2 separate regions of the Homo sapiens genome follow, and region 1 is linked to region 2. Evidence: chromatin contacts called from ENCODE Hi-C data. All regions are on one chromosome and are shown on one strand. The core of a region is the stretch at or near the end of the contact, and the rest is flanking DNA. Distances in the headings are between cores, read along the strand shown. Region 1 holds the start of FIRRE (firre intergenic repeating RNA element). Region 2 overlaps FIRRE (firre intergenic repeating RNA element).

Region 1 (4,027 bases), core at 1,323-3,822, 37 kb before region 2:
CATAAGGAGACCCCTTCTCTACAAAAAAATATAAAAAAGAAAAAAATAGCTGGGTGTGGTGGTGTGTGCCTGTGGTCCTAGCTACTCCAGAGGCTGAGGTGGGAGGATTGCTTGAGCCTGGAGGTCAAGGCTACAGTGAGCCATGATTGCATAGACTTGCCAGACCCAGTCTCTAAAAATATAATAATAAATAAATAAAATAAGATGAAATTTTAGATTTAATTGTAGGTTAAAATTTTGAGAAGGAAGGAATATCCTATATTTTCTGATGCACGCATGTTATACTTGTGATTCAATATTTGTTTTAGAGTATACACATGTTAGCATAATAAAGATTAGAAGCTCTTCAAATCATGATACCTGAGAGGAGACATCATAGGAATTAAATTTCCAGTTGTTAAATAAGTGTTTTATGAAGTGAACATGTCTTCAGAGACCATATTGTTATTGAATGTAGCAATCAAGAAGCTCTTGGTTAATGTTTCATTTACTAAAAATTCAGGTCTTGCAAATTTTTCATGATAATGACAAACTGCCCAGGAAACAGAAGTGAAAGTATACTCCAAACCATAACATACAAATAAACCTCATTTTAATGTAAACTTACTATTGTGTATGACACGAAATATAAATGTTTATGTGTATATATTGAAATGAGTGCATGAGTATATGAGTTTGCATGTGTATGTTGAAACTGTGAAAGGAAAATAAATCTCAGGGCCCCAAAATCACTAAGCCAAAGGGAAACGTCAAGCTGGGAACTGCGTCAGGCAAACCTGCCTCCCATTTTATTCCTAAATAAGATGGCTACAATGATTGAACAAAGCAAAAACAAAAAGCTACATATCTCCCTCACAATTTGCCCACTAGGAAATTCCTTGTGAGCCCCAAGATTTTTACCCTGAAACAGTTCTGTTGAATTTCACCCTGACAATGTAAATTTTGGCTTATCCTCACAGGTATGGAACAAAAGACAGAACTCAAAGTCTTCCCTCCGCTCACTTGAGACAAATGCATGTCTGATTGCTTCCTCTGCCCTGTGTTTATTTTATCCTATGTAAAAAATGCAGATTCACTGAGCTAGATGAATGTGTACGTGACTATTCCTCTACCCTCATCTCGCCTATGAAGGGCTGATCAAAGACTCAAAAGAATGCTACCCTTTGCCTCTTATCTACCCACATCTTTTCAAAATTTCTTCCCCTTTCCCCAGTATCTGCCCTTTCCCCTTTAAATATTGAAGCCCTCAAAATCATCTTTGAAGAAAGGCATGGACCTATCTCCCAGGCATGCGTGTACTTAAACTTGCAAAATAAATTTCTGAAACTATTGAGACCTGTCTCAGACACTTTTTAGTTCACAAAACATAATCCAGATGTTTATCAGTATTACTAATAGGTACTGTTTATGACAGTGCTTTACTCTTGGTCAGCACATGGTTCTTTTCTGAATCCTTTGCAAATCCTTTGCAAGCACCATGTCTTAATTACGTAAGATAAAATACCATAAGATTGACCCCTAAGTGATAAGCATATACACACTAAAGTCACAGGAAACCATTGACAGTCATATAAGAACATAGGAACATGCCTGTGTTCCGATTTTAAATTATTTTGACTATGAGACTGTATCAGTCTCCTCTGACTGGAATTTATACATATTTGAGTTTGTGTACCCTTCCAAATGGGCACTGTATAGCACGCAGTCTTGAGAACCATCTAGACACTTAGCTTAGGGTTCCAGACAACTGCTTCTCCCTCAACACACAGGCCTAGTGCCTAGGCCAGAAATTGAGTAGGACTCCCGGGAAACCTGGGAAGTGAGTCAGGCAAGAACAACATGGATTTGCTCTTCTCCAAGCCCTTAGATGCAACCATTTGCTTTTCCCTCTAGGCCTGGATCCCTGAGGTTTGACCCCTGATACACCAAGACAATTTAGTACCATGAGAAAAAGTTAGGTGAAGAAAAAGCAGAACTGTGAAGACTAGGTAAGTGGAAATTGAGTTCTTGAACTGAAAAGACCCCTGATGAGAGTGTAGGTTTAGGCGCCAGTTTGATTTCAGATGAAAAACCAAAAGCAAAATCACAATAGTATGAGCGAGTTTCTCAAGTCAGCCATATTTCCTGGTGCCTTAATCTGTTGGTCACATTTTTTTTTCATACCAGACGGGCGGGAGAAGAGGGCTTGGGGGCAGTATTGGATAGAATTCCAGGAGCAACACTGCCATCGTGAGGAAATTTCTGGAAAAAGCCCCATCCCTTAGAGGGCTTATATTGGAAAGTTCCATTCTGTTAGAGGCTGAGCAGGCTCGGACCATGAGCTGGATCTTAGTTCCACCTCCTGAGGCCTACCTGAAGCTCTGGACAGAGTGAGGTCCAGGTGTAGGAACTGGCCCGTGGGGAGGGAAGACTAAGTCGGCCTCTGGCAGGAAGTCCAGGCCCAGGAAGTTGTAGGGTGGGGTCTTGGTATTCTCCCAGTATGGGCGGGACTGGAGGAAGCCACCAACCAACGAAGTACTGGGCCTGTGGGTATTCGTCTCTCTCCCCGCCCCTGAGAGTCTGGGAAAGGCTGACACGTGGTGCCTTCAGGCTCTGGGGCCTAGGACCTTTGTGGTAGCAGAGTCACTGCAGAGAACCAGACAATACCAGGTTGCTTATAAAAGGATGCCATGTGCTTGCTGGAGGTCCCAGGTGCAACCAAATTGCTTGCAGCTAGGAGGACCTTGAAGAGAAATGGGATCAGCCCGCCAAACCAAGAAGGGTTAGCACTTTTGCTAGGAGAGCTGACCACGCACAAACAGATGAGAACCAAAACCGAGTGAAGAGGATTGAAGATGAACCCACATTTTAAAAGTTCTTGTCTGCTGGAGGTGGCATTACCTGTGACCTCGCTTCACTTCTCCATACATGGCTGTTATAGCAGGTACATTGTAAAGAAGCATGATTATTTCTAGAAATGCAAAAACATGTGGCAAGATTTTAAAACCTGTCATTATTCTAAAGAATACTTAATGAGATTTGAAGAGCATTCAAGTTACAAATGAGGAAAACTTGTTTTAGCATTCAAAGTACAAGAGAATTTGAACATTTTTTAAGTGTATATTATTTGTGCAAAGTGAAGATATAAGAATGTATGGCAAGGATATTTTTAAGTGGCTATTTCTTGTTGTGATTGAAGTACCGTTTACTTTCTACTTATAATTTCTTAAAATCTAAACGGTGCCAACAGTGGGTGTAACTTTTGTAATTTCTTGAAATAGAAAGGTCTTCTAGAGTAAGATACAAAAAAAATCCAAGCACTCAAATATACATTGTCATTCATGTATGCAAATGGTATAAGGTGGTGTTGAAGAATTTGTGCAAAACTGTATCCAGTTTGCATTCAATTGTCTTTAAAGAAAAGGATAGTCCATGCTCCCAGAGGCTGAATAAAAATAAATAAATAAAGAGAAGTAAATATATATATAATAGGTGCAATCATTTTCTTTTCCCTCTAGGCCTGTAACCAGGTAACTTGGACCTATCTATCTAATGCTTATACATATATATGCATTATGCATATCATGCATAATCATGGTCAGTGTTAGAGTGAGTATGCGTTTCAACTTTATAGATTTTACATAAAATTTTAAGATAAAATTTTGGTATAAGTTTTGAAAAATATAAACAAAAGAAACCCTAATGTTCTGAGGCATAAGCACATAGTGCCTGTTCCAATGTTAGCATGTATATATATATATATATATAGTCAGCATACTAATGATTAGGTAAGGCAGGTATCAAAATTAAGATACTTGAGTGGTGGCATTATAGGTATTATGTCCTGTGTATAAATTTTTTAAAAATTGAGAACCTAACATTCTTTAATGAATTAGTCAATCAAGAAGCTCATTGCAAATATTTTATTATCTAAAATCCAGGTCTTGCAAATATTTCATGACAATTTCAGTTACCCAGGAATGAGCAGTGAAAAGTTTGCATCTAAAACATGATGCATATATAAATTTAATTTAAATATGCTTATTGT
Region 2 (3,731 bases), core at 1,115-3,614:
CCGGCCACACCTGAAGTGCCAGCATTTGGACTTTTGCACCTGTTGTTCCCTTGGCCCAGCTGTCCCAAGCTGCTATGGCCAGGGGCTGAACCCGTCTGACCTCAGTCCTGCTCACTGTGCCCAGGGACCAGAGACCAGCCCCTGGGGATGTCGGAGAGGAGCTCCAGGCTAATAAAGTCGAGAAACTGCCAAAAAAAAAAAAAGAAAAGAAAAGAAAAGAAAGAAAGAAAGAGAAAGGGAATGCTGATAATAGATCCGCATTTTGAAATTACTTGTTTCTTGGTGGTGGCATTAACTGTGACCTACCTGCTTTTCTTTAAACAGGGCTACTGTATCTGAAAATATTGTAAATAAGCAGATCTAATTTCGAGAAATGCCAAAAACAGGAAGGCACTCTTAAAAACAACCTGGCATCCCACAAAATATTTAAGAATAATCTTTAAGAATATTTAACAAGTTTGCAAATGTTTAAGCTACAATAAATGTAGAGAACATATTTGAACACTGGACATACAAATATATGGGAACTTTAAATAGAGAAGTTCTTATATGACCAATAGAAGACGTGAATGTGTGATAAAACCATTTTAAAAGTCATTTCCTATTGGGATTGAGAGACCACTTATTTATGATATTTATACACCTATCTGTGTACACATGTTTACTAACCATAGTAGTGATTAGTCATGGTAGTGATTAGTCATGGTAATCATTTCAGTTACCATGATCTGTGCCTATATCCGTATGTATGTGTGTATGTACTTATTTATACAAAACAAGATGTTAAGGAGAATTTGTACATGCATTTAATGCAAGCAAATACTTTCCCTTCAAAACTTTGTCAGAATACACATCTGGTCTGATCCAAACCACAATGTACAGATTAATCCAATTTTAATATAGATTTATTTTTTGTGTGAACAAAATATAGTAGGCGTATGTATCTATACATTGAAAAGTATGGAAGAAAATAACCCAAAATGTTATCAGTTGTCTTAACAGATTTTATGATGGTGTTATTCTTCTTGATGTACACAAGATTATTTTTGAACTATATGGCAAACATCATTCTTTTTTAATTTTTTTTTTTTAGAGACTAAGGTGTCAGTATGTTCTTCAAGCTGCTCTGCTCCTGGGCCCAAGCTATTCTCCTGCCTCAGCCTTCCAAGAAGCTGAAACTACAAGAACACAAGACTGTACCTGGCTTGCAAACACCATTGCTAATAAGAAGATATTGTAAGACTGATACCTAAGAGATAAGAGGTAACACACACACACACACATGCAGGCACACACACACACACACACTCAAGTCACAAGAAGAAGCTGAAAAATATTTAATGGCATAGGAACATGTGGAAATATAAATTATTCACTGTTAAACAGAGGACAATTTTTAAAACTGTGTAACTATCTTTTTTTTTTTTTTTTTTTTTTGAGACAGAGTCTCACTCATTCTGTCGCCCAGGCTGGAGTGCAGTGGCGTGATCTCAGCTCACTGCAACCTCCACCTCCCGGATTCAAGCGATTCTCCTGCCTCAGCCTCCTGAGTAGCTGGGACTACAGGTATGGGCCACCACACCTGGCTCATCTTTGTATTTTTAGTAGAGACAGGGTTTCACCATGTTGGCCGGGCTGGTCTCAAACTCCTGATCTCAAGTGATCCACCGGCCTCGGCCTCCCAAAGTGTTGGGATTACAGGCGTGAGCCACTGCATCTGCCCCAAAACTGTGTAACTTCTAATGGGAGTTTATACAGATGTAAGTATATGTATCATGCCCTGTGGAACAATGTATTACATACAATGATGTGCGCTGTCTTGGCCTTCTCTTCCTACTTCTACCAAACACTTTCTGACAATTCATCACATAAACTGAGAAAATGGAGGAGGACTCCCTGGTTGTCTGGGGAGGGGAATAGGTCAAAGATCACCTAGACTTGTGAATTGGTGGCTCATGATGATCTCCAGGCTTCTGACCATTTATTATCGCTTTTCTTCTCTGATCGGTCTAATTTCCGGCCTGAGACAGACATTTTGATACCATGTGAAAGTACTGAGCCAACCCACATAGACTAAGTCTGGAAAACATTTAATTTCTTGAAAGAACAAGATTCCTGATGAGGATGGGTCGTTTAGGCTTTGACTTGATTTCACATGGAAAAGAAAAGCAAAAGTACAGGAATTTGCACAGGTTGCCCCAAACTGTGCAAAATGCAAGGCAGCCATGTCTCCTGGCGCATTTGTCTCTGGGTGGCGTTTTTTCAGACAGGAAGGGCGGGAGAAGACTGCTCCAAGACAGGGCGTCCTTGAAAATCTGAAGCACTACTGCCACCGTGAGGAAATCGTTTAAAGACAGAATAGGCTATTACAGCGTCCTTCCCGGGAAGCCTCGCTGTGGGGGAAAGTCTGGTCTGTGAGGAGGTGGAAGAGGATTGGGCTCCAGACTAGGTCTTGTTGCCTTCTCCTCTAAGGCCTGAAGAGAGAACTGGAATTTGGCGGTATCTTGGTGTAGAACCTGGAGATTGAGGGGCTTGGAGTGAAGCAGCAGCTGCCAGGAGGTCCTGGTACAGGAAGTCGTGGGTCGGGGCCTCAGTTCCTCCTGGTGTGGGCAGGACAGCAGAAACCCTCTCAAAGACACATGTAGGCTCTTATGGGCATCTCTTTGCTGTTCCTGCCCCTTGGAGCAAGAGTCAGAAGTTTTCCACGAGCTGTCATCTTGCTATGGATCTTTGGGTCTCTGGTAGCATGAGTGTTGCGCACAATTAACAGGGTTATTCCAAGGGAAGTTTACAGGATTTGCTATTAGAACCTTCACACTCCAGGTTCTATAGCAAGATACCGCCAATGTCCAGGTCTTTTTTAAAGCCTTAGAGGAGTAGGCGAGGCCTCCCAGCATAGAGGCCAAGCCTCTTCCACCTCTTACCAGACCAGACCTGTCCCAACAGGTAGCCCACACTAGAACTCTGTAATGGCGTAGGGTTTCGTTAAACGACATCCTCACGATGGCAGTAGTGCTCCAAATATGCTAAGTAGTCTGGTCTTGGCGCCCTCTACTCCCGCCCTTCCTGTATGAAAAAACGCCACGCATCCACAAAGGCGCCACCAAACATGGCTGCCTTGCATTTAGCCCAGTTTGGGGCCAGCTGGTCTTACCGCTGCACTTTTGCTTTTGTTTTCCACTTGAAATCAAACAAGGCCCGCCTTCATTAAGAATCTTGTGCTTTCAGAAATTAAATATCCTCCTGTCCAAGACTTTGAGGGTGCGATTTATTTCACAGAGTTAAGGGGCCAGTACACTTCATGGTATAAAATTATCTTTTTCAGGGGATGAAGGCACAAGGAGAAAATTACTTGAAACTTGGAGATCTTCTCTGGCAAGCAATTTACAAATTCTGGTGTTCTTTGATCTGGCTCCCCGCCCAGACAACCAGGGAGTTCTTCATGTTCTAGCCTCATGTGTTGCACTATAGGCAGTAATTTGGCATCAGCCATAGAGGAGGGATCCGATAGTTGTCATTGCTGCCCGCCACATATACTCCACATGGAATGATACTCATAATGCATATGTTCAATTCCTGTCGAGGTTACACAGAGTTATATCTCATGGTCGCATCATTTAACACCAAAATAACAACATTCCCATGTGTTACATATACTTCAAGTATTTCCTGAGACTTTACACGGTGCCTACGTGGGGAATGGATGGGTGCGTTATGTTTCTCCCTTGGAG

Evidence for each region. A loop is a pair of places that touch in the nucleus more often than their neighbours do. Pooled maps may share reads with other maps.
Region 1: a loop to region 2 is called in a pooled map, with 4 times the contacts of the local background. The contact joins the promoter of FIRRE here to the enhancer-like site in region 2. A Hi-C loop is called at or near these places in 4 of 168 maps with a recorded cell type or tissue (GM12878, IMR-90, gastrocnemius medialis and 1 more), 10 of 37 single-sample maps with no recorded cell type and 14 of 50 pooled maps.

The regions. Positions count from the first base shown.
Region 1 is chrX:131,829,188-131,833,214 of GRCh38, reverse strand. FIRRE (firre intergenic repeating RNA element) reads left to right here and starts at 2,572. Exons shown (of 10, transcript NR_152876.1): 1 at 2,572-2,923.
Region 2 is chrX:131,791,829-131,795,559 of GRCh38, reverse strand. It overlaps FIRRE (firre intergenic repeating RNA element), which reads left to right. Exons shown (of 10, transcript NR_152876.1): 3 at 1,094-1,263. It also overlaps the pseudogene MCRIP2P1. Among named protein-coding and RNA genes, the nearest start is that of FIRRE, 37 kb to the left of the region's middle. RefSeq lists enhancers at 2,185-2,479, 2,872-3,241. Within about 2 kb of position 2,364, at least 13 of the 41 ENCODE cell types and tissues checked have a DNase peak (open chromatin) inside an H3K27ac peak, as active enhancers do; they include GM12878, where a contact is called at or near this core.